2 separate regions of the Mus musculus genome follow, and region 1 is linked to region 2. The links are chromatin loops, found by intact Hi-C in ENCODE. Cell type or tissue: heart. All regions are shown on one strand. Links, peaks and the distances in the headings refer to the core of each region. The heading gives the core; the rest is flanking DNA.

The links. Peaks named below come from ENCODE experiments on the same cell type or tissue, not always from the same donor. Only the 100,000 strongest peaks of a DNase experiment are listed, where the experiment ranks them.
Region 1: it touches region 2 in a loop (1.9-fold over the local background); 7 of 42 quality-filtered maps call a loop at or near these places.

What each region holds. Positions count from the first base shown.
Region 1 is chr17:16,658,003-16,670,246 of GRCm38, reverse strand. It overlaps the pseudogene Gm3320. Among named protein-coding and RNA genes, the nearest start is that of BC002059, 290 kb to the left of the region's middle. In heart, for the core only: no CTCF peak of the experiment used is centred there; no DNase peak of the experiment used is centred there.
Region 2 is chr17:15,823,190-15,835,433 of GRCm38, reverse strand. It overlaps Rgmb (repulsive guidance molecule family member B), which reads left to right and starts at 4,369. Exons shown (of 5, transcript NM_001372257.1): 1 at 4,369-4,813; 2 at 5,739-5,814; 3 at 9,160-9,422. The coding sequence starts at 5,810. It also overlaps the pseudogene Gm3292. In heart, for the core only: CTCF peaks have their summits at 3,433, 4,328, 6,734 (motif pointing left), 8,695 and 2 weaker places; DNase peaks (open chromatin) are centred at 4,493, 5,563, 8,773, 9,393 and 1 weaker place; H3K4me3 peaks cover 4,894 bases; H3K27ac peaks cover 3,533 bases; H3K27me3 peaks cover 372 bases.

The DNA of each region.
Region 1 (12,244 bases), core at 2,035-10,034, 840 kb before region 2:
GCCTGCCTGGATGCTGCCATGCTCCCACCTTGATGATAATGGACTGAACCTCTGAACCTGGAAGTCTCGTGAGCAGCTGGCCGCTGGTGCCCTCTATTGTGAAGGAGGAGAGCAGCGAGGAGGAGATTGCCATAGCTGCTACTTCTGCTAAAGAACTCGGACATGAGCCTGTCCCTGCTGATCTGGGAGAAGTGCGCACCCCAGAGCCCCCAGAATCTCTCAAGCGTGAATACCAGGAGTTCTCCTCCCCGGAAACGAGCCTGCCCTACAAGTGGGTGGTAGAGGCGGCAAACCTCCTCATCCCGGCTGTGGGGTCCAGCCTCTCTGAAGCTCTGGACTTGATTGAGTCGTTTCTGAACTTCTGGAACAAACACGATACCCTGGAGCTGGAGAGCCCCTCACTGACATCCACTCCAGTGTGTAGCCAAAAGGTGGTCGTCACCACGCCCCTGCACAGGGATAAGACACCCCTGCACCAGAAGTATCCATCATCAGAAGTACTCCCAGATCAGAAGTACTCCATGGACAACACTCCCCACACGCCAACCCCGTTCAAGAATGCCCTGGAGAAGTACGGACCGCTGAAGCCCCTGCCGCAGACTCCGCACCTGGAGGAGGACTTGAAGGAGGTGCTCCGTTCTGAGGCCGGCATGGAGCTCATCATTGAGGATGACATGAGGCCCGAGAAGCAGAAGAGAAAGCCTGGGCTGCGGCGAAGCCCTATCAAGAAGGTCCGCAAGTCTCTGGCTCTCGACATTATGGATGAAGATGGGAAGCTGATGTCCTCTATCATGCCCAAACCCCTGTCCTTGCCAACCAGTGTCACACCCAGCTCCTGTGGCTTCACCTCGCCAGGTAGCAAAGAGGGTAACAGCCTGCTCAACCAGGGTTTCCTACAGGCCAAACCCGAGAAGGTGGTGGCCGCCCAGAAGACTCGGAGCCACATTCCAACCCCTGCCCCTATGACCCATGCCTGGAAGACGGTGGCCTGTGGGGGCACCAAAGACCAGCTCTTCATGCAGGAGAAAGCCCGGCAGCTCCTGAGCCGCCTGAAGTCCAGCCACACATCTCGGACCCTCATTCTGTCCTGAGGGACTTGAATGGCAAGAGCCGGCTCTCATGTTTACAGGGGTAGGGTGTGGGGTAAGGTTAAAGTCACATTAAGTGACCAGCTTCAGGATGTCTTCTGCCAGCCCCTCAAACTACTTAGGTGGCAGAAGTCATGTGGTAATACCCCTTCCCTGAGTCTAGCTTTGGGAAGTTCCTGGTGCTAATAGAACAAGGTCCCACTCCTGGGCCTGCCTGTCCTCTACCCAATGCTAGAAGGAACCCTATCAGGGTCTCCCAGGCTCTCATCCAGTCTGGCCTCATCTCAGACTCCTGCTTAGGATGGGGGTGTGGCTAGGGGTGCGCCTTTCCTCGTCTCCTGTTGGTACACTGTCCCCACAATAAAATGCCATTCTCCCTCTGCCAAAAAAAAAAAAAAAAAAAAAAAAAGAATGCCACCAGAAAATCAACTTGGCTTTTACCTTAAACAACTGAAAAGTTAATACACAGGTTATATGAGAAGTAACAACTTGTGAAAAAATATTTTTCTTCTCTTTCATTTGTCATCTCACAATGTTACAATCTATAGAATAACAGTATATTCACAAGCCATCGTTGTTTTCCAGGCACCAGTTTGTCAGGGAGTCTTGCTTTGCTTAGTAGCTGATTAAGACAGATGCAAATTCTTCGATATAAATCTTAACTCTCTGATCATATGGTACACACCAAATAGTAAATATACATACACATGTATGTTACAGAATGGCTAGAAATAGTTAAGGAAGCTATAGCAGGGTCCAAGAATTTTAAATAGACTAATTGGCATCAGCTTGAATTTTAAGAAAGATGCAAAAACCTCTGGGGTAGCAGTAGTTAGATAACTAACTATGCTGGAGGTATGATAAAATGGCAGGTGTAGATTCACTGTGACAAGTTGCAGCCTTGACTCAGGGTTGAGTCTAGCTGCAGAAGTTAAGTACAGGTTTAGAGAAGCTGTTAAGGTAAAGAGAAATACTTGGTCTCAATAAACAAACAGGCAGACTGATGGACAATAATTTGAGTAGGCTGTGGGGATGGAACCCAACCAAGACCCCTGGGTACTTGGAGTCCTCTGTCTATAAATCCTGTTCCCTTGACATACATTGGATAGTCAGAAATCAGATATGTAGAGTGGTTGCCATTGTAGTGCTCTTTTTATGTAGTACTGGTGAAGACATTCCCCCCCACCTTTTAAAATCTATTGCATCTACACGTTTTTGTGTCTAGTTTTATGATATGACTATAGTCTACCTATATGATTCTATAGTTCCAACTAACTTTGATACATTTATAACACTGTAACTTTTCTGGTTTTACAAGTCAATCTATACCTCTGGGTGGTGCTAGATAGATGTTGTATGCAATATTCATCATAGTGTAGAATCATCCTGCTTCTGCATTTGTGCTCAAAATATAGTCAAAAGATGCTGACAGAATGAAGAGTCTCAGGGCATGGCATGGCCTGAGAAACTACTGTTTCTGTGGTAGGGAGTAAATTAGGAAAGGAAACAGCCAGATGTCAGCAGGGAAATTGAGAATCAGAGACAAGATATGAGTGTTCAATATCACATAACAGTTCAGCCACTGCAGAGGCTCTAACTGCCCTGCTTACCATGGACAACTAGAGCTCAAAAATGACCAAGAATTCCCTACCCAAGGCAGTAGAAACCTGCAACTTACCTGAATCAACATATAGAAAAGACATTTATATTAATAAATGAAGGAAGAGTAAGTGGTGAAGGCATTTGGAAGGTTAGAGAAAAGAAAGTTTGGCTAGTTCTCCTTTGCAAGGGAGAAATGTTTATGTACAGATAAGTCCAGAAAACTGAATGGTGACTAGATAGTGGGGTTCTTCTATTCCAGGGTCAAAGTTGATATCTTGAGTCACAAAAGCTTTAGAATATAGGGATAAATTTAAACTTAAAGTTTGGACATGATGCCCAAGCTTAGAATCTAGACTTTAACTCGGGGTTCACACACACGCACATGCACAGGCACACACACACTCACACACACAAACTGGTGATATTTAATAGAAGTCTCTCTGGTTTTGGTGTTGGCCCTAACTCCTGGCTTTGTATTAAAAATAATCACTGCATGTAGTCAAAGTTTTTGAGCTAAAAGGTGAGTCTGTTATTCTTAAAGAGTTACATGCTAATGAACGAATGACATGAAAATTTTATTTACACTTATTTTATTGGACAGAAGGATATATCTACTTCTAGATGATCAGAAATCAGAGTGAAAATATTCAGTAGATTTAGTTGAAAGATCTAATCACCAAAGTGTGCATTTTACGGGACTTTATAGTTACATTATATAGTCATATGTAATATGAATGTCATGTTAGGCAAGACTCTGCAATGAGTCTGGCAGCTGAATGGAAGCCAGGACTTTGTCTCAACTACATTCCCACCTATGTGCTTTTTAAAAAAAAACCCCTTGTTTACGGAAAACCAAGAGTGTCAGAAAGAGGGGCGGGATTCAAATAATTGAAGTGATTCTTTTGTTCTCTACTCTGCCTCCTTGCTCCTGTTGGGTAATTGTTGTCTGATCCTCTTTACATTCCCACGGCCCTCGGGACTCTCTTTTTCTTTTCTTCCTCTTACAGCAAATTATTGTGTTGCCTGGACCTCATCCACACCATGATTATTTAAACCTTCATTTTTTTATAATGATGCAGAAACAATACATAGCACAAAAACATGTATGGTCTAATCTTTTGCAATATAATAAGTATCAGTAGGGTGGGGGAGATGAGGGGAGGGTTGTTTTAAGTGAAATTCAAACCAGACTACATGTGAATTAAACATTAAAGAGATTAATAAATTCTAAAGTCTCAACAAGAGAGAAAGCACAGACCTCATTTTACTTAAATAGAGAGCTCTCAAATCCCACGATGGAGGTGTATGAAATGATAGGTTATGAAATCTCCAAGCTGGGGTCCATTCTTGGTTTCTCTGGGGACCGAGACTAATAATTGCTATGCAGAAAGTGTGCATGTATTATGATGTGCAATGATCAACAGGGAAGCAGTACGGTAGCCACATTTCCCCTGACATGTATGTATTCGGGACAAGCAACGTCCTAGGGCTTTATTCAGCACACAGATTAAGAATTTAATACAATTTACTATGGGAGAAGGCTTCAGATTCTATAGCCTGTGTCTTTGGCTTCAATTGAACAGGATGTGTGCATCTTACTAGTGAGGGGAAAACTAAAAATTCTGCAAGATAAACTGGGGACTGAAAAATCAAGCACAAAAAGGAAAAACAAAACAAAACTAAACAAAAACAAAACAAAACAACCCCCCCAAACCTACAAAAACCAAAACTAACCAACCAACCAAAGAACCCTCCCCAGACCTGTTGTTTAAGCATATGCCTAAAGACAGAGATAGCTCACTTCTTAGCTGACACTGTGTCTTGTGAAAGTTGATAGATGTTAGATCAGACATCAAGAAGATATATATTTACAATTTTGAATAACAGCCTCTCTGGACCTCTTTAAGTCTGGTTTAGTACTTTTCAAATTTTTTGCTTTGTGAATTGTACCTGTTTTCTTGCTGCCTCCACTTTCTGGAAGGTTTCAGGTCTGTCCCCACTGGAAATGCTGGATCATAATACTATAATAACCAGTGCTGTTCCTGGATCCTTCCAATGAATGCCACCCACACAAATTCTTCTAAGTCATGGCTATTTCTCACAATTTCCTGCTTCTCAAAAAAGCAGACCAGATGGCTTGGCTCAGAGCACACACTGCTCTCAGTGGCTCTAGTTTTGAAGCTGTCAGAAGGATTTGATCTAGTTCAATATATTTAGAATTTAATGTAAATATCAACTTTGAATTGAAAAATGGACAAGTACAAATCTGTGGTATATATTAATAGTGGTATTTCTGAGGATCATTTCACAGAAAACATTATAAACATTGCTACAGAAATATGAGATTGGCTCATCTTTTGGGGCTAGGTGAGGGTGGGAGACAGAACCCAGGGCCTAGTGCATGCTGGTCAAGTGTTCCAATGCTAAACTACCACAGCTCAAAGACATCACTTTTTTTTGCTTGTAAAACTGTGTCAGGAAGGTTTCTGTCACTCCACTAGTGTCATAATGATGAAACCTATAAATCTTTAATTTGCTTTGATTAATTTCAGATAAAATTGTAAATTTTATATTTTGGTAATCTGATGGGCTTTTTGCATTCTTGAATTTAATAGCTGTGCAATGCAAGCCTTCTATGAGAGTGAAAACACTATATACTCAGTTGTGGGTACACAGATAAGTGAGGTAAATGTCTGTCTTGACGGTCTACTTCAGGAGACATTTATGAAAATTATTAGGAGAATCTCAATGGGATAAATTCTATTTCCAAGATCAGTACAAAGATGGCACAATTGAATAGAGGCCAGAAGGTAATTGATTCTACCAGTGGGGTTCAAGTCACAGCAAAAGGGAGATGTTTTGTTTGCAGCAAAAGGGAGATGTTTGCCTTGTGGTTTCCTTGATCTTTCTTGTTCCTACATTTCTTCTTTCCCCTCTTATTCAGGATTCCCTGAGCTGAACCTACTGTTTGGGTGTGGATCTCTGCATTTGCTTCCTTCAGTACCTGAGTGAAGCATCTCTCATCATGGATATTTTAGGCTCTTGCCTTCAAATATAACAGAATATTATTGCCAGCATCAGTGGTAATTTTTCTCTTATTGGATGTTTCTCAAGCTAGACCAGTCATTGGTTATTTATCCCATCATCCTCTGCTCCATCTTTACTCCCACACATCTTTAGACAGGATAAAGTGTAAGTCAAAGGTTTTGTGGTTGGGATGTTGTCTCATTTCCTACCCTGGAAAACTTGCCTGGTTCTGGAGATGGACACTTCAGGTTCTCTATGATAGGAGATTTAGCTAAAGTCATCCTCATATATTTATGGGAGTTTCTATTGCCTTAGCTTTCTAACTTAATTCAGACATGCCCAATACTAATAATCTCTACAAATATTCTGTACTCTATTCTTCTCCTATCATTCCCTTCTCTTCTCATCCCCACCCCATTCTTTTCAGTGCACAACCCCATTTATCCATGACGTCTGTTCTATTTCCCCTTATCAGGGGAATACATTGGTTTCACCTTGTGCCATCTTTTTTTACTTAGCTTTTTTTTAGGTTTGGGGATTTTACCACATCATGGACATTCTTAAATGAGGAGAATAATAATTATGTCTTTCAAAACTTAAGAGATATAATTTCCAATCCAGTTACTATATCCAGTGACTTTATTCCTTATAATAAAAGGAGACAGAAAAATCTTCATGAGGAACACAATTATAATAAGTCATAACTGATAATTGAGCACTATGAAGGACTTTAAAAGAACTCCATCATATATAAAAGTACGATGAGCACAAGAGGTCAAAATAACATATAAACAACATGCTAATGCCTGACAGAAGAACAACTGCTAAAAATTTATCAAATATTAAAATAGCAACAACTGAACAATAATTATTTCTTTGTCTCAGTTGAATTAGATGAAATATAAGCTATATATATATACACACACACACACACACACACATATGCAATATAAGTAAATTTTTCTTTAATTTATTGACTATTTAAAAATCTTTTGAGTTCTCTGTTCTCTCCTTTTAAAACTTTTAAAACTTTGGGTCCACACAAATGTCAAAACTTTCAGGTATATTCAATTATGAAGACAGTCTCATTTTAACAATGAAGACCAATTTTAAAGGTAAAAAAAAAAAGCCCATTTCATCAAAGTTTCAATTCCTATTCCAACTTATAGAAAACTCTTTCTTTACTCCCAGTAAACCTGTCATATGGATTAGCAGTCATCAGTAGAGAAGAAAATGTGCTTTTCTGAAACCCTCAACTTTTATGTATTCAGGGTTTTGAAACGGGGAAGAGGGAATCAGGAAATGCATGGGTATCTTTTTGTACATGGTATTCTTAGACTGTTGCCCTTTAAGATGCTATTCAGTCTAAAGCTGTTTTCTTTAGAGCCATACCTAGGTCACTGATTGCACACACAAACCTGTGAGTAGTCTTGTAAGTAGATGATATACTTTATGAGAATCTTGTCAAGTTATAGTCCTCCACTGCTGGAAACCCTTAGTAGAGGTGCTTCTTTAGTGAGATGCCTTCAAACTGGCTCAATCTTTATCTACTTCATCTTCACACAACTTCCATGTACTTAGTTTCCATGGAAACAGTTCTGAGTATATTGCCTTACTTTCTCTCTGCCTTTAATGAAATGTGAATATGGGCAATTTCTTGTATTGATATGAGCAAAGCAAAATCTGCTCTCTCAGTTTGTACTATTAATTCTGAGGGAAACATGATTTCTCCTATGCTGGTTTGGACAATGACCAGAGTTAGTGTAGTAAACTGTTTACCAAGTGTTTGTAGCCCCAGTTTGTTTGTACGATCTACTTTAAACCTATGATATTCTATCCTAAGTTGTTCCTTTCATTTCATGGGAGATGAAGGCAAGATGCAGCTACTTCATAACTTGCAAGAGAAAAAGGTATGAAATTTCCTTTTTATTAAGATGTGAGGATGGAAGTATAGGCAAAAGAACCACTTTGACCTATTCTGAGAAATCTGAAAAGATAGAGGCATCTGATGGTTTCTTGATGTCTCCCATTAGAATGTACCAATACCACCTATTGCCCTCTCTTTCTGAGGTTTTAGTTAAAATTGTGGGAAAGTCTCATTTTATATTCTTTGTGAAATCCTCTTGAATATTTTACTGTACTTTCTTTCTCAATTTTTAAAATGTTTGCTTAGACAATTCTTGTCTGTCTTCTTGGGATAATGGGAACTAATGAAAAGCAGGGTTTATAAAATGCAGAGTGATGTCCTGCTGGAAGCCAAAGTGACAAATGTACTTAGTCAAGGTGAAGCTCAAATGAAAAGGCCATTTGGGGATTCTGGATTGAGCTACACCCACAACCACTTTCTTCCTTTAGAGAGTTGTGCACAGAGCTTTTCCCTGAAGAGCTAAATGTCATCAGAAGAGGATCTCATTTGGAAAAAGGTTCCTTTATGCCAGGCAAATCATTCCCATGTTGTATTTAAAAATATTCTTTACTATAAGAAAAAAAATGAACCTATCTATTCTAATCCTAGGATTTAGGTGGAATCTAAATATCAAAGGCCTGGTTATTGTAATATATCATAAGCAAATAACTACTAGCTATTATTTTTCAGTCTGATACCAGCTAAAGAATCAACTTAACAACTGACTATGAATTTAGGGGGGAGATTAGAAAACAATGTGGAGGTGTGCTTCCTTGAACAGACCATTTTGATGTAGAAGTTCTATTTTATTGTGATACCATATATGTGCAATCTATTTATAACATTTTACCTTAATTGTTGTTTCCTGTATGCATGCATGTATATATGTGCATATATATATACTTATTTTTGTGTGTATGTGTGAGAGCCTCCATGTATGCGTGCCTGTTGCCTATAGAGACCTGAAGAGAGTATTGGATCCTTTAGCACTGCGGTTGAAGGTGGTTGTGAACCACCTGTGGAAGGCTTGGAGACAATGCTGTGTGCTCTCACTCTAGAGATTCATTGTTCAGAGCCATGCTAGGGAACTGTTTTTTCCCTGAATACTTCCAAAATACAATTGAACGTACATTCTTGCATGTTGATGTGAAAATAGAGATGTAGTCTGCACATTGTGGTGCAAGATACACATAGAAATAAGTTTGCTGATACTACACCAGAGCTAAGCATGGAAACACTAGAAGAATTACATTTATTTTTTGGTCTTGGCTTTATTGACACACTGAATCCAGCTATACTTTTCTTGGTTACAACTGATACTTTACTTAATATTTACTCAAACAAAAGGGAGTTTTTTTTTTTTAGTCTGTTTCTTATCATTCTAAAGTGATGTGTATCTTATATGCTATAATTCTAAAAAATAAAAAGCAAGTTAAGCATGATATTTTAGTTAGAAAATGCAAACCTATTTATCTCATTTGTCTTCTCATCTTTCTTCTGTCTTCCTTGTCTCCTGTGGTAGTTGGATGTGTTTAAAGAAATGGCAAGTTGTTAATCAAACAGGGTTGGATATTTATTGAAATTACAACCACTTTGAACTCAATGTTCTTATCTCCACAGTGGAAATGATAATGGTAGGATGACTCACCTCTTAAGGCTGAGAACACATGTAAACTTTATAGAAATTGTGTGATACCTGCGCTATTACTGTTTTCATTTTATGGAGAAGAAAACGGAGAGTCACAGAAGTTTAGCCACTTCAAAGTCATACTTCTCATAAATGGAAAAGATAGAAAAGGTTCTGGCTTGAACTCATGTCTATCTCTCCCCAAAGCTTTATTCCACACTCTTTTATAGCCTGAGTGCTTACTTCTGGGCTGCTATGTCTAGCTTGAGTGGGAGAGGAAGCACCTAGCCTTGCAGGTACTTGAAGTATCAGTGTGGGCTGATACCCAGGGGCCCCCCACCCACTCAGAGAAGAAGGGGATGGGAGAATAGGGGAAGAACTGTGGGAGGGAGTGACTGGAAGGGGGCAGTGTGCAGGATATAAAGTGAATAAGTAAAACAATAAAATTGCATTTAAAATAGAATAAATTAATTTTAAAGATAGTCTTTCAGTTAGGAATTATTTGTGGAAAATTATTGAATCCTAACTCAACCAAGAGGTGCATGAGTGGATACCTGCAGGTCTTTGGTAGAGGGTAGAAAAACACAAGCCTTAATGATAACATTGGCACTCATCGTCTGTCTCCTGTTGATTGTTGCTAGACAAAGGATTTCCAATGTGATAAGTAGACAGATGGTATCACTGGAGATAGATCTTGGTAATTACCAATGGAGATAATGTCTTCCATAAGGTTTCTGCTGGATAGTTCTGGGACTGATTGTTCAGTGTTAGGCACACGCACAATCCCTGGAGTCAGGGGTACTGAACTTGCCAAGGGTTGTCCAAAACTCATTTGCTTTTAGAAAGAGGAAGGTATCACACCTAATGCCAGGCAACAATAATCACATGATTGAGTTCCAATTTAAAATTTTCTTCCTAAACTTTGCAAGTTTTTTATTTTTATGTATAGGAGGGCTTTAGTATGAACAAATAATAAGGGATAATTCTTATATTGTAACTCAAATATTAAAGCATTTGATTTACCTTAAATAATGCATCTGTTAATTAATATAACCACAAATGTTCCTGAGAAATGTCTTCCTATCTTGGCCACAGTGGAATGAGCACATGAACACATGGTACAGCCATTCTGAATGTCCAAAACAGAAGGCATTATGGGGCATTATGGGGGCTGGTGTTTTTTGTTTCCTGTTGTAGTGTCACATACTTAATGGGCAGAGAGTGGGAGAAACTGGCAAGCTAGTCACATAGTCTCAATGTGTGGTACCTGAGAAAGTTAATAAAATTCTATGTAATATATTGAGGTAAGTATATTCATTTAGAGTGAGAGAAAATGTATCCAATAGCAAATGAGTGTGATATGCTTGATGAGTGAGGTGAAAAACATCAATATTTAAAGGAAGGAAATAAAAACATTGTATCTTCATATTACTAGTTTTGTGAAAGAAACAGCTGTTACATTAGTTTTCACATAGAAGAACTAGCACAGGATTGTAGTTTAATTTCTTGGACCCAATGTTGCTTGGCTGTAGCACCACTACATGATTTAAACCCTGAAAAGTTTGGCTTTACGACTAATTCAAATTTTATACTGTGCCATCTTTTAAATTGAGATCCATCCAAACTAAAGGTTATTTTCAGGCAATTTAAGCTTTTTTTTTTTTTTTTTTTTTTTTAAACTACACTTTCTCGGTGAATTTCACTTTCTGCCTGAGCTCTAAGCATTAGGTCTGAAATGAGCTAATTATGCTAGGCCATGATGTTAGCATGTGTCAGTCTCTATTTTCATCAGCATTTTGTGCTTTCATGTGTGTTTTTGTTCCAAGTACTAATATTTTGGTGCTTTAATGTCAGGAAGATGATTTTTCAGGAAGAGCTGCTACCCACAAAGTCTTAGGAAATGTCACAAGGTAGGCAATTAACATTCTGTACACACACACACACACACACACTCACATGTGCATGCACACACCAGTTATGTTGTTTGCCATTATATTCACTTTTATTTTGATGAAGCTACTAGATAATCAACTATACACAAGAATCATGGAATACAATGAAAGACCTAGAAATTCTCCTGTTTATCATAATCCTCAATTTCATGGACAGTAGTGTTAACTGTGGAAGTAAAGGAATTTTATTTATTTTAAAAATAAAGTTTTACCAAATCTTTATTAATACCACACCTCTTATACAAGTAGACCAGCATCATTTTCCTTTAGACACTACATAGACGTTAAAATTTATTTTTTCACTTGAAAAATATGTACTGAATGTTTGTACTGCGGGGTTCAACTGTAAAAAGGATGGATTACGGCTCTGAATCCTTGTAACTTAAGTTTTAATGTGGACAAGTAGAAGTAAGTCAATTAATAAGCAAATTATAAATATTCCAAGGTTTTAAGTATGAAAAATAACTATATATATATATATATATATATATATATAGTATTTTAAGGCAGAACTTGTGAAATTATTGTCTTCCTGAGTATTTGGAATTTCAGTGGGGTAGGTAGTCGTCTAACACTTCTCTCCAACAAATGCTTTGCTTGCCACTGTTTACTTTCAAAAGTCAGGACTTTGCATTTAATCTAGCTTATAAAAAAAGGATATGGATGATTTGACTAAAATACTAGATAGAAACAAAACTGCAGGTAAATGAATATAGAAACTGTGAGTACCTGATGTATTTTATAGTAATTGTTTCCTTCAAAATTTAAATGTAGGTAGTAGGAGCAAAGAGAGTACATGGAATGAATAGAAAGTTATTATTCTGTGGAAAAAAGGGAACATGTTGGCTTTCATCATCATAAATCTCAAATGGCATTATTGTGTCAAGAAGCTATGACTAGATGTGTTACAAGGCTTAAGACCGGACTTAGTAATATTATTCTATTTCATGGACATAATATTAAGTCAAGTACTGATGGCTTATGGTTTTAATATAAATTAATAAATCTCTCAGTCACACACATCAAAGGTGCTTCTATTTGA
Region 2 (12,244 bases), core at 2,240-10,239:
AGACCATATGAAGCTCACAAAGAAGGAAGACCAAAGTGTGGGTGCATCAGTCCTATTTAGAAGGGGGAACAAAATAATCACGGGAGGTAGAGGATAGAAGGGACTTGAGAGGAAGAGAGAAGGAGGAGAGGGAAAAGGGGGGCAGGATCAAGTAGGGGAGGAGACTGGGGAGATGTACAGAGGGTCAGGAAATTGAACAGAGGTGTGTAGCAATGGGGGATGGGGAACTGGGCATAACCACCAGAAAGTCCCAAAAGCCAAGAAACAAGAGGCTCCCAGGACCCAATGGGGATGACTTTAGCTGAAATACCCAACAAAGGAGAGAGAGAACCTGTAGAGACCATATCCAGAGGATGGGCATGGCCCCTGATTGAGGGATGGGACCACCCACCCATCTCCAAAATATTAGCCTAGAATTGCTCCTGTCTAAAGGAAATACAGGGACAAAGACTGGAGCAGAGACTGAAGGAAAGGTCATCCAGAAATTGCCCCACCTAGGAATCCATCCCTTATGCAGCCACCAAACCCAGACACTACTGCTGATGCCAAGAAGTGCTTGCTAACAGGAGCCTGGTATAGCTATCCCCTGATAGGCTCTGCCAGAGCCTATGCAATACAGATGTGGCCCGCAGTCAACCATCAGACTGAGCACAAGGCCCCCAATGTAGGAGTTAGGGGAAGGACTGAAGGAAGGAGCTTAAGGGGTTTGCAACCTTATAGGAAGAACAACAATATCAACCAACCAGACCCCTCAGAGCTCCCAGGGCCTAAACCACCAACTAAAGAGTATACATGGCTCCAGCGGCATATGTAGCAGAGGATGGCCTTATCAATGGGAGGGGAGGATCTTGGTCCTGTGAAGGATAGATGCCCCAGTGTAGGGGAATGCTAGGGCAGTGAGGTGAGAGTGGGTGGGTGGATGGGGAAGCACCTTCATAGAAGCAGTGGGAGAGGGATAGGAGGTTTGCAGAGGAGAAACCAGGAACAATGATAACATTTGAAATGTAAATAAACAAAATATCCAAGAGAAAAAAAGAAAAAAAAATTTGATGATGAAAAACACAAGTCATATCCTTTTATTGATGGAACATCCAAGATCTAATTAGACACTTAAATATTTTAGCCTATGTGAATGAGACAGTGGGAGTGTTGAAGTTGAACTGTTATACAATATAATTGACCATAGCTAATAACAACCTGAAGGAACTCTTAAAAAAAATCACTGAGACTAGATGGTAAATATTCTCATCCCCTCCAAAACAATAAACCCTAAGCATATCAAGTCGATATTAAATTTAGGCATTCTACAATGTATACCTACTCCAAAGCATTGTGTTGTCATGATAAATATATGTAATTATCATTTCTAAGTTAAAATTTTTACATAATAGCAACACAATTTTCAAAGTTCACATTTCTCACTACTATTTATTTTCGAACAAATTTTTATTTTCTAACATGAGGAGTACTTAAACACAAAGTCATGCTGAAATGGAAACATTAATTATCCTGATTTGATCAATACATGCTGTATTCCTGTACTAAAATATCATGCTTTAATCCATAAATGTGTACAAATATTTTTTAAGAGGGGGGCTTCTTATCCTGTGTGTTGAGACACTTGTTAGAGGAAATGGAAATGTCAAACAACCTTGATTTAATCATTAAACAATATATACTTGCATTATAAGCTGTCATGTCTCTTCCCCATAAATTTGAACTCAAGGAAATTCTCCTTACTAGTTCTATTTTAAAAAGTGTATATTGCTAGTAAAAGCTAGGCATGGTTTTAGGTTTTGTTTAAACAGGAGATGAGATGTATAGTTTCTAAGCAGCACTTCATAGATGGCAGCCAGCAGGAGGCTGATGAAGGAGTGTGAAGAGACCTGAAAATGTGGGATGAAATCTTCCCTAACACCCAGGTTGACAAACGTAATTGACTGACTTGACAAGGGCTTATTGTTCCTGACGGCCCTCCATATGATGCCTTCAGAACTGAAATAAACTTTCCAGCAAAGTATCCACTCAAACCACCCAACATCACATTTAAAACAAAGATCTACCACCCTGACATTGATGAAAAGGGGCAGATCTGTCTGCAGGTAATTACTGCTGAAAACTGGAACCTAGCCACCAAGACTGGCCAAGCAATTCAGCCCCTGGCAGCACTGGTGAACAGCCCCAGCCTCCGTACCCACTCTGGGCTGACCTAGCTGAAGAATTCTCTAAGTACCGTAGAAAATTCTGTAAGAATACTTTAGGGTTTACATTTTTAAAAAAAATGGGGGAAAATCGACCTGTGGACTAAAATCTACCATAACCTGGTGCAGTGTATTCAGATACCCCACAAAGCACAAATCTGGAAAACTGACATGTGCCACCAACCGGCATCTGTGTGTGACAGTTACCAACTTTCTACAGTTTTCTTAATCAAAAATGGTCTAGGTAACCTGTAAAGAAGGATTAGAAAATTCAGATGATCTAAGAAAAGAAAGAAAGAAAGACAGACAGACTAGCACGTCATGAAATTTCAGCCTTTTTGTGCATTAATTTCAAAAACTCTACAAGGAAATAAGGCACAGATGACCACAGAGGGGACTAAAGCCCAAGCTTTCAAAGTGGGACAAAAAAAAAAAAAAAAAACGAGACTGTGGAAAAGTTAAATGTATCATTTAAATAAATACAAGCTGAGGCGATTTGCATAACAATTGGCATCCATTTTTGCATCGGCCAGTATTATGGAAAAGGGGATTGTGATGATTTGTGTCTGTGTTTATGTGAAGTCTAGCTAGCTGTGCAGAGGAGTGAAGAACTGGGCTGCATCAGAAGTCGCCTTCTGAGCTGACTCTCTGGATTTCCTTTGAACTCGTTTTCAACATTATGCTATGCAGCAGCTTGTCTTTGTGTTGGTAGAAGGAGAAGGAAAAACACAGGAGACTAGGCTTTAGTTTCTAAATTAAAGCTCTGCTGGGCTGATTGCTCAAGTGGCTTTTCAAAGGCAAAACAAGTGGGGACATTAAAATTCCTGTTTCTGTAGGACCACTAACTGAGCCCAACACCACCACCGCCACCTTTTGTTGTTGTTGTTGTTGTTGTTGTTGTTGTTGTTGTTCTCAATACCAAATAGAGCAGGTTCCAGTGTATCTTACAGACACCTTAAACGGACTCAAGGTATTTTTGTTTGGTTTGGTTTGGTTTGGTTTGGTTTGGTTTTCTCCCCAATTTGATTGGTATTTAGAGAAGATAACGGAAAATGAAATGCAAAAATCCAGACAGGGAATATGACGAGGGGTCTTTTGTTATTGAATTTCTGAACCTGGGAGTTCTGAGTCCTCAACCTTCCACATTTTTCTTGATAGTGAACCCAAGGTTCAGAAGTTAAACCCTCGAAGTCCCGCCCTTTTTTATACTACCCTATGCTGCCCCTACCGTTAGATGGAGAAACTGCAGGTAAAGGTTAGTGGAGAGAAGGCGATCTGGGGAGGATAAGGATTAACTAACTACCTGAGCCCAGATGCTTAGAGTTTTGTCTTAACTAAAGAAAACAAAACAAAACCGCACTCTTGTTCTAGAATGAGTGAGCTGCCGCTAACTATCTATGAAGCTCAAGAATCACCCTGGAGGTCTTTAATGATAAAATATTAAACTAAAAATAAGCCAGAAATTACAGGTTTATTTTTCACTAAACAGACAATTGAAATACATGGTACAAAAATAAGTGGTAAGATTATTGTAAATTGAAAAATGGACAGAATAAATATTCAATTTAATTTTCCATCTATGAGAATTTCACAATAAAATCATAATTTACTTTGTATTATTAAAAAAAAAAAAAAAAGAATCACCCTGGAGAACATAGCTCGATCTCCCCTCCCCCATCTCCTTCCACGGGATGCAAAGGACGTCGTCCTGAAACATTTCCTGAGCCAGTTCTTTTACAATACACTTTCTCATTTGGGTCTAAGGGGTTTCTTTCTACCCTTTCTCTCGACGTGAAGCCAAGTCATATTGGCACCTCAGGTGGACAGGAACGATAACCCTCTTGTGCTCGCACACGTCCAGAGGACCATCCCTGTCACCTCCTTCACAGTTACACGCAGTAGGAAGACCCTAGAGGATAGTTGGAGGGACGTGCTTTTGAGGGCACTGATGGACAGCTATAAAAAGCGAGGAGAAAAATCGAGGGGAGGGGGGTCTGTTGCCGTCGTGGCGGCGCGGAGTGCGAACACCGCACGCGTCCGGCTGACAACAGGCAGAGCCCGCAGCAGGACCGTGATGAGCCGGGTGGGTAAAGGCAGCGCTGCGGGCCCGGAGGGCGGCGCAGAGGGCGGCGCTGGCGGCGTGAAAGGCGCCTTTGTGCAAGCCGGTGTGTAGGACCGCGGGAGAGGAGAGAGCAGGACCTGGAAACGGGGAGAGGCGTACCACGCTCCCTGCCGTCGGGTCTCCAGCAGGACAGTAGGGTAGAGCGGTGGACTGGGGACCGGCGCTGCAGAGGTTGTCTGCCTCTGTGGCCGTGGGGCAGGGGTGGGAAGAGAACAGTTTGGAGGAAGTTGGGGAGAGGGACCTGTCTCCCCGCCCTCTCCGCCTAGGTGACAGAGAGGCCCCGCTGGCTGGCAGGGTGCAAGCACTGCCCCGGAGCTCACTCGGGAACCGGCATCTGGAGAGCGGCCCCCGGGTGGAGCCGCCCGCCTGCCGCCCACCTGGGGCAGAGTGGCGGGCGCGGCGTGGCCTCCCTCCTGCGCCCCGGCCGCGTGGCTTGCGGCTTATTTTCCCAGCTGGCAAGCGTCGCGCTGCAGACAAGGGAATGCCTGTGGTGAGTTGTTTATTTTGTTGAAGTTTGCGGTGGGCCCGGAGGACGGTGGGGGGGGGGCGAATAGCAGGCAGCGGCCGGGACTGTTTTGTTTAGGTCTTGGTCCACCTGTGTGGTATAAATCTGCCAGGCTCCGGGCTGTGGGGTCCAGGGTGAGAAAGCCCTGGCGTTCCAAAAGCTCCTGGCCACGTTTAATTTGCAATGCCTGGAACCGACTAGAGTCTAAGGAAGGCTGCTCCCCAACCCCCAGCTTTCCGTAGACGCTTCCCCTAAGGGACAGTCGCCTCCTATGACCTGGGAACAGCTGGCCACTGAAGTTTCCCCATTCCCTTCCCCATTCCTCGGGGGTAATGGAGCTGAAGCTTTAATGTGAGAGGAGCCCAAGAAAACAGAGACAAACTTATCGTGGGGGCGGGGGTGGTGTGAAGTTCGTTCAGGGGTGTTGGGTCGGACTGCTTCTACAAACTGGGATCCTGTGTTGGCCAATTTCCCAAACTAGACTGGTGAAAGGCTGGCTGGCTCCTGAGGGAGCCCATAGGAACCCCTGGGGCTGATGTTAGTACAGCCTCGGCTTCGTTTGCCTGGAAGAAAAGCCTAAATACATTAGTGAGAGGGTAAAGCTTTTAAGGCCTTCTTGGGAGTGAGTGGCTGGCTAATGAGAGGTTAATTTTGTTTCGAAGGGAAGGCTGTGCTGGTTTCCTGAGATAAATGGACAGGAAGCACATTACCTCCAAGCACTGGCAAGCGGCTCCCAAATGCTTTTTGCACCTGCCGCTTCTAGCCCTGAGAGCCAGAAGCGAGCCCTACTGGAGTCTGTTAGGGATCAAGGGGCCGGGGATGCAACCCCTTGCACTCTCCGTGGTCTCTCTCTCTTTCTCCAGGGGCTCAGCGCTCACACGGAGCCCTGGGGCTCTTCTCTTACACCTAGGTCCTGCGTGTTCCGGAGCTCGGGGGCATCCTGATCCCGCTGAGCCCCTTCCAGGTGCAGAAGGGTTAACAATGATGTAAGTACAAGCCAGGCGCTACATGCTGCTGGACTCTGGGCTATTCCAGCCCCTTATTTTCAAACACTGTGGAGCAACGAGCAGCAGGGGAGCCCTTACTCCGGAATGGGTTACACAAATAGCTTATTGCAGACTTCTCTGTCCTGGGTGAGCTGTTAAGCAGAGACCCTCATGTTAGGTTTCTGGGTTTGGAGATACAGTACCTGGGGAACAGTTAAGACACTATGTAAGGATTTGGGAAATGAAACTGCATCATGTTTAGAATCTATTAACGTTTCTGGCATCCGTTTTAATTACCCAATTGCATGCCCATGGTGTAGTATGCTTTGCTGGGTCTCTTAGATGCACTGTTCTGTTCTCACCACTCCTCGAAAACAAAGGGGAAGAGAGAAAGAATGCAGATGGCAAGACACAAGGTGGATTTGGGGGTTGCTCAAGTTTCCAGTCATCTCACTTTTTTTCCTAATTAAAATGTAAAACTTTTATAATCCTCACATTTGTTCTAGCTTCCTCCCTGGGTTTTTCTTTGTCCCGTCCCAAATTCTGCTTTAACCTGATGCATGGGAGCTTTGACGAGTGGCCACCCTATAACCAGCCATTCAACATGCTCTTGGTTTCCAAGCTGATTTCAAATCTTGCTAACTAACATCCAGATTCACCCCAGACTGTATCAATGAACCCGATGTCATGAAAATAGGAACCACCTTGTACTTTATTTTTAAAAAAAATAGCATTTTCCTCTAGCAGCTGAACACTTCGCTGTAATAAAAAGTGAATTGTTAGGCATACATGTCTTAAGCTTGTCAAATTTTACAACAGAGGTGCAGTAAAACACCTTAAAGATGATTCTCCTCCCCCACCACCACCACCCCAGTTTTTTTTCCTTGATATCAGGATTTGAAGCAACTCGAGGGTGCCCTCTACTGATAAGAATATCTAGACCCCCTTGTATTTAAAATATATATATATATATATATATATATATATACATACATATATACACACAAGATAGTGCAGAAAAAGCGAAGTCATCAGCAGAAAGACTCCAAATTGAATGTACTGATCTTTAACCTTTTGTTTATATGAGATGTAATGATAGCCTAATGTACCTTTGGGGATATAATTAAATATTGAGGTAAGAAAACTCTACACTTTGCTGTTAATCAGCTATCTAAAAGCACTTAAAATCTTTGTATAAGAACATTTTGCCTGCATGTGTGTCTGTGCACCATGTGTGTGTTTGGTGCCTGTGAACGTGAAGGGGTCTCGAATCCCCTGGAACTGGAGTTACAGACTATCGTGAGTTGCCGGTGGGCATTGAGAAGTGAACCTAAGGTCTTTTGGGAGAGCAGCCACTGCTCTTAACCACTCAACCATCTCTACAGCTCCAAGCTAAAAGAACTTTTAAGAAGAGCATCATGTGATCACTCTTTAAAAGAAAGATGCTTATTAATATTTTCTGAACTGTGTTTCGTCTATTATATGTAGTAACTGCAAGATGGTAAAAATGTTTGTCCTGATAGCATTTAGTATACACCATTATGTAAAGCTGTCAGATTCTTCCAGCCCTCCCCCCATGAAAAGTCATTTCTCCAGGCAACTCTGAGGCTATTATTAAGCATATTAAAGATAGACATAAGGCTTGGATTATATCTTGAGTAGTGAAAGGTGTGTTTACCACTTGAATCATCATGGCCTGTAATAAGTAATGAAAAATTACAGTAAAAACAGACAGGTCTCCTTCATTAGGGATCTGGTGGTTTGAGGAATCCACAGTGTGTCTAATGAATAAGATGGGGAGACTTAAGGCTTGCCCCCCAATTATCCTTGGTCATTGATCAGCACACTGTAACATGTGGAATATTAATGTGCCTGTAGTTGATAGGAGATTCCTAATTAGAGATTCTGGGTAATGTAGCAGGTGAAGTTGCAAACTGTAATTTAGATTGCGCTAAGTGCATTTTAAATGCCAGTCCTCAACAGTTTGGAGAATGGCAGAGGCAGGGGGAAAGTAACGTGGCTCTTAGGAGCACTGACGCCACTCTCCAGAGGAGATGCCACTTCACACTATCTGATGACAAATTGGATCCTATCGTCAACTCCTCCACAAGTGCTTTCTTTTGTCTCCGTTTACTAGCCCTTTTCCTTGGAGATAGTTGGAGGGGGTTTGCCCCAGGTTTTGGAGGACAAGTCAGGTAGAAACAGACCTACCATTGGATTAATTTAATAGACTGGAAACTTGTGGAAAAGCCACCGAGCAACAAGAAATCGTGGCATAATTGCACTGCATAAAAACTCACCACTCTCATTAATCTAATTACCTTGTAACCGAACACGTTGAAGTTCGCCCAATCCCTGACTCCCGTTCTCCGCTTTGAAGCTGGGAAAATGTCAAAGAAACCAAAACACCAGAGCCTCACGCAGCTGCCAGCGAATTCCGCTGGGAGCTCGCAGGTACCTTCTCAGTCCACCCATCTGCTACGGACCTCGGTGTCATCTGAGTATCTAACGCGGCTCGGATAGACTCTTGTTCTGCCAAGAGACCCCAACAAATTTGCTACGACGTCCAACAGTTGCGATTGGCTGAGACAGGGGTGGGGGTTGAGGGGGACCTGCTACACAGAGCTTGGGAAAGCGCTGGCTTCCTGCAAGTAACTGAAGCTCTCAGGGATAGGAAAAGGAGTTGGGAAGGGTCATTAAAAACAAGGAAGAAAAAAAAAAAAAAACCTAGGAGGAAGCTGAACCTGAAGCTCATTAATTCAAGGAAAGGTTAAAGGCCGGTTCGCTGTCGCCCATTTCTATTGGGTACCAGAAAACCGTGATCGCGGAAAGGGTTGGAGGAAAAAAAAGCACAAGGAAGCCGGCAGGAGGGAGGCTGAGCCTTGAAGAAGCTGCCCCACCCGCGGGCGGCGGACACGGAACTTGAGTGAGACGCGAGGGCGGGAGGCACGCTCGCAGCCAATGGAAAGTGGAGGAGGAGGTTGACCGGGGGCGGGGCCTCCAAGGATTGGTGGGAGCCTGGTAGGGCGGGGCTAAAGTGCGGGGCTGAGATTGATTGACCGCGCAGGCCGCGGTGCGGAGCTCTCCGGGCCACTGCCTGCTCCGGCTGGTGAGGTCCTTCCGATCCACGCACGTCGAGCCCACGCCAGCTAGGGCTCAGCCCTTGAGCTCCCGGCTGCCGTCGGCGCTCGCTCACGGTCTTTGTATCTTTTTCTCCCGCCTCTTTCTGCCCGCCCGCCACGTCCGGCCGTCTCGATGTCTCTGCGCCCTGTTGCCGCCTCCCTGCGCTCGCGACGCCCTGCTCATCGCGGCGGTGGCGGCCGGCCTCGAACGCTGGCCTGAAAGGAGGAAGAGGAGGAAGCGAGGCGTGCGCCCCGGCCCATGCCGCAGTCCGAGGCCCGGCCCAGCCACTGCGCCCGCGCCGCCGCCCTCGCAGGAGCGCACGAGACCTGCATGGACGGGCATGGGCGTGAGAGCAGCACCTTCCTGCGCCGCCGCCCCCGCCGCCGCCGGGGCTGAGCAGTCCCGCCGCCCCGGGCTCTGGCCGCCGTCGCCCCCGCCGCCGCTGTTGCTGCTGCTGCTGCTCAGCCTTGGGCTGCTCCACGCAGGTAGGCGCGGGCCGGGTGGGGAGCGGGCCTCGCGGGCTTTGTTCTGGGTCCGGAACGCCACGGCCCTGGCGTGGGAGCAGGGCGCTCACCGTCTCGGGTTCACGTTCCTGCCCTACGCCTCTGGCCTTCGCCGGCGACAGCCGGTGGTCGGGTCCCAGCGTGCGGGGCCCGTGTGCGGGACAGACACCCCGGGCCTTTATTGCTCTCAGCAGGAGTGTTTACTGGGGCCCGCTGCGGATCGGGTTTCCACCACCCTGGTCGCCTGCGAGCGGAGACTGGGAGCCCTGTGCTGTTTCTCCTCTACAGCTGGGGGTGGCGGCGAAGCCCGGAATCGCACACGGTGCAAAGATTTGCACCGGAGTTTGGGGGTAAATTCCGAAGAAACTTAACCGGGATGTCTTTCGGTTTTGCGAATGCTGCTTTGAGCGCAGAGTTTGGCGAGTTGAAGACGTGCTTTGAGGGCAGCCTTGTGTTTTCGGTTCCTAGCGGGCTTGACAGATGCTTGCTGCGGTGTGAAGGTCCGCACGGCCCCTGCCGAGGGAGGAATGTGCCCTTCGGGTGGATATACCTGACCCTGGCCCTTGTGTGGTGCCTGTTTTTTGTTTTCTTTACAAGGAAGTGCCGTGTTTTTTGTTTTTTTTTTAACTTTGCCTAGAGCGTTAATTTCCCTATAGTACAAAAATTAAAAGGATCATTGTTTTACATAGATTTCTTTGGAGGCCCTTCCGCTCGAGTCTGGAGAATCCTAGTTTAATATCACTCAGCTGTACAGAAAACTTTTTATGTGATAAGATATACCAACCGTGCTAAAGTAGCTGAAAAGGCCTTTTAGGTAGAATAAAATGACATTGAAGAGACAATTCTTCGAGGTGTTATAACAGCTGCATTGTACCAGTGTCCCTTGGGGAAATGGACTAGTTATGCTAATGTAATAGCCAGTTGTGGAATGATTAAGGCTTTAAATTAGTAGCTTTAGATAGAACCTTAGAAAAATGTCTGCAAGCGGTTTCATGGAAACTTTTTGTTAATGTTCCAGTATTCAGGAGTGTTGGGGTGAGAAATATGTATCCATTATGTCAAACTGTGTTTTATGAAAGGGAAACTGGAAAGCTAGGTTGAGCTCTTGGCAGCTTGGATATTGGTTGCTGTGAGGTCCTGACAGGGTTGGAGTGTAGTTCCTGAAGACTTCTTTGCTGCCCTGTGAAAGGCATGAGAAACTGGACTAAAGGTTTACCGAATTGAGATGCTTTGGACCACAAGGTTCCTTTCAGTAACGCAGACTTCGCGCACATTTAGATTGAACCCAAGGGTATCATTGCTGTGAACAACTTGCTGAAGCAGAGCTGCCTTTGAGAGATCTCTTTGAAGAGTCGTTCTATTTGAAATGCAGGGGTTCTTTTCCAGACCAGGGAACCTAGCCAGTGCTACTTGCAGATGGACCGCCATATGTTTTACGTCTTAGTCCATATCATTTGCCGCTGTGCCCCATATGGCTCCATAGTTCACTCAATTCAGCTTCACCAGAGCTCATTTCCTTTACGATAACCTGGCAATTGTGCCGTCGTCCTGGTGTGAAGGAAGCTGTCTTGCTTATGTTCATTAAAAAATAATGAAACGAAAGCTCTAGACCACGAATCCTTTAGCACTTACAGTAACTGGCTGAAAGTACAAGACACGCCAATTGGAGATGACCTGACACCAAAATACGACATTTTTCTTTGTAAGTGCATCTTTTGAATTCTGCCCTTGGGAGATGGCCTGTTTATTTTCACATGTATTTTATCTTATGATTTTATTCTAAGAAGACCTTTGCAGTTCGTGAGTGACAATCACATACAGGCCTTCTTGCTTACTCAGACCCTCCATGGCCTCCTTGGCCACATCCTGGAGAGTGTTTCTGCCCTGCATTGTCTTGGCATGTTGACAGGAGGCTTACATTACCGCTTCTAACAGGCAAAGTGTGCATTGTCATTATAAATTCATGAAGCTGGGATATTTCTGGGTGTATGCTACAAATTAGTCATTATCCCGGAGCCTGTGATGGAGCTGGAAATGCTGACCTCAAAGCATTTTCTCCTCAGTTAGCCCTCCTCCCTCTGATCCTCATACAGCCAAGGACTGTTAGGCCCCTCAGCCAAAGCAAAAGAGCTGTTTTTGTATGTGATCTCAAAGCAGTCAGCACCTACCCACCATAAAAAAAGGAAAGCTTGAGAATGGGGGGGGGGGGGGCAGGTGGGAACAAAAGAACACTGGGAATAAATGCTGCATCTTCTTCTTCTAAACACTGGGCTTCTGTATCTCCCTGCTGTCCTTACTTTTGATATTTTATGACTATTTGAAATAATTATAAGTAACTGTGTGCTCAGATAGATTTTATAGACCATAAAAAGAACAAATAGGCCCTACAAGTTTAGCGGAAAGTTCTAGTGCTGTCATTATTTAAGGTCCAAGAGCTGTTCCTTAGGGAGTGATCTTGGCCCTGCTTTTACTGGTTTTGTGCTTGCTGTGTATCTTATTTTAAAAGAAGAGTGGTCTCATTGTCACCCGCTGCTTCTTCAGCTATCAGTGACTGACCTTAAGGCAAGTTAGTTGTATACAATCCCACCAGGACAAGGCAAGACCTTGGATGCCCTTTTCCTTTGAAGGCTTATGGGATGGTGAATTGGTTTGATTGTTTTGTTCTTCGGTAGAAGTAGTTGAAAGTAAATCCATTTGTTTTCGAGACAGGGACCTTGTAAATCGAGCTGTCTCTGTCAGTGCTGCACTGAACAAGCCCTGAATGGACCAAGCACATGAAGATGACTTTGTGATTTTTTTTTTAA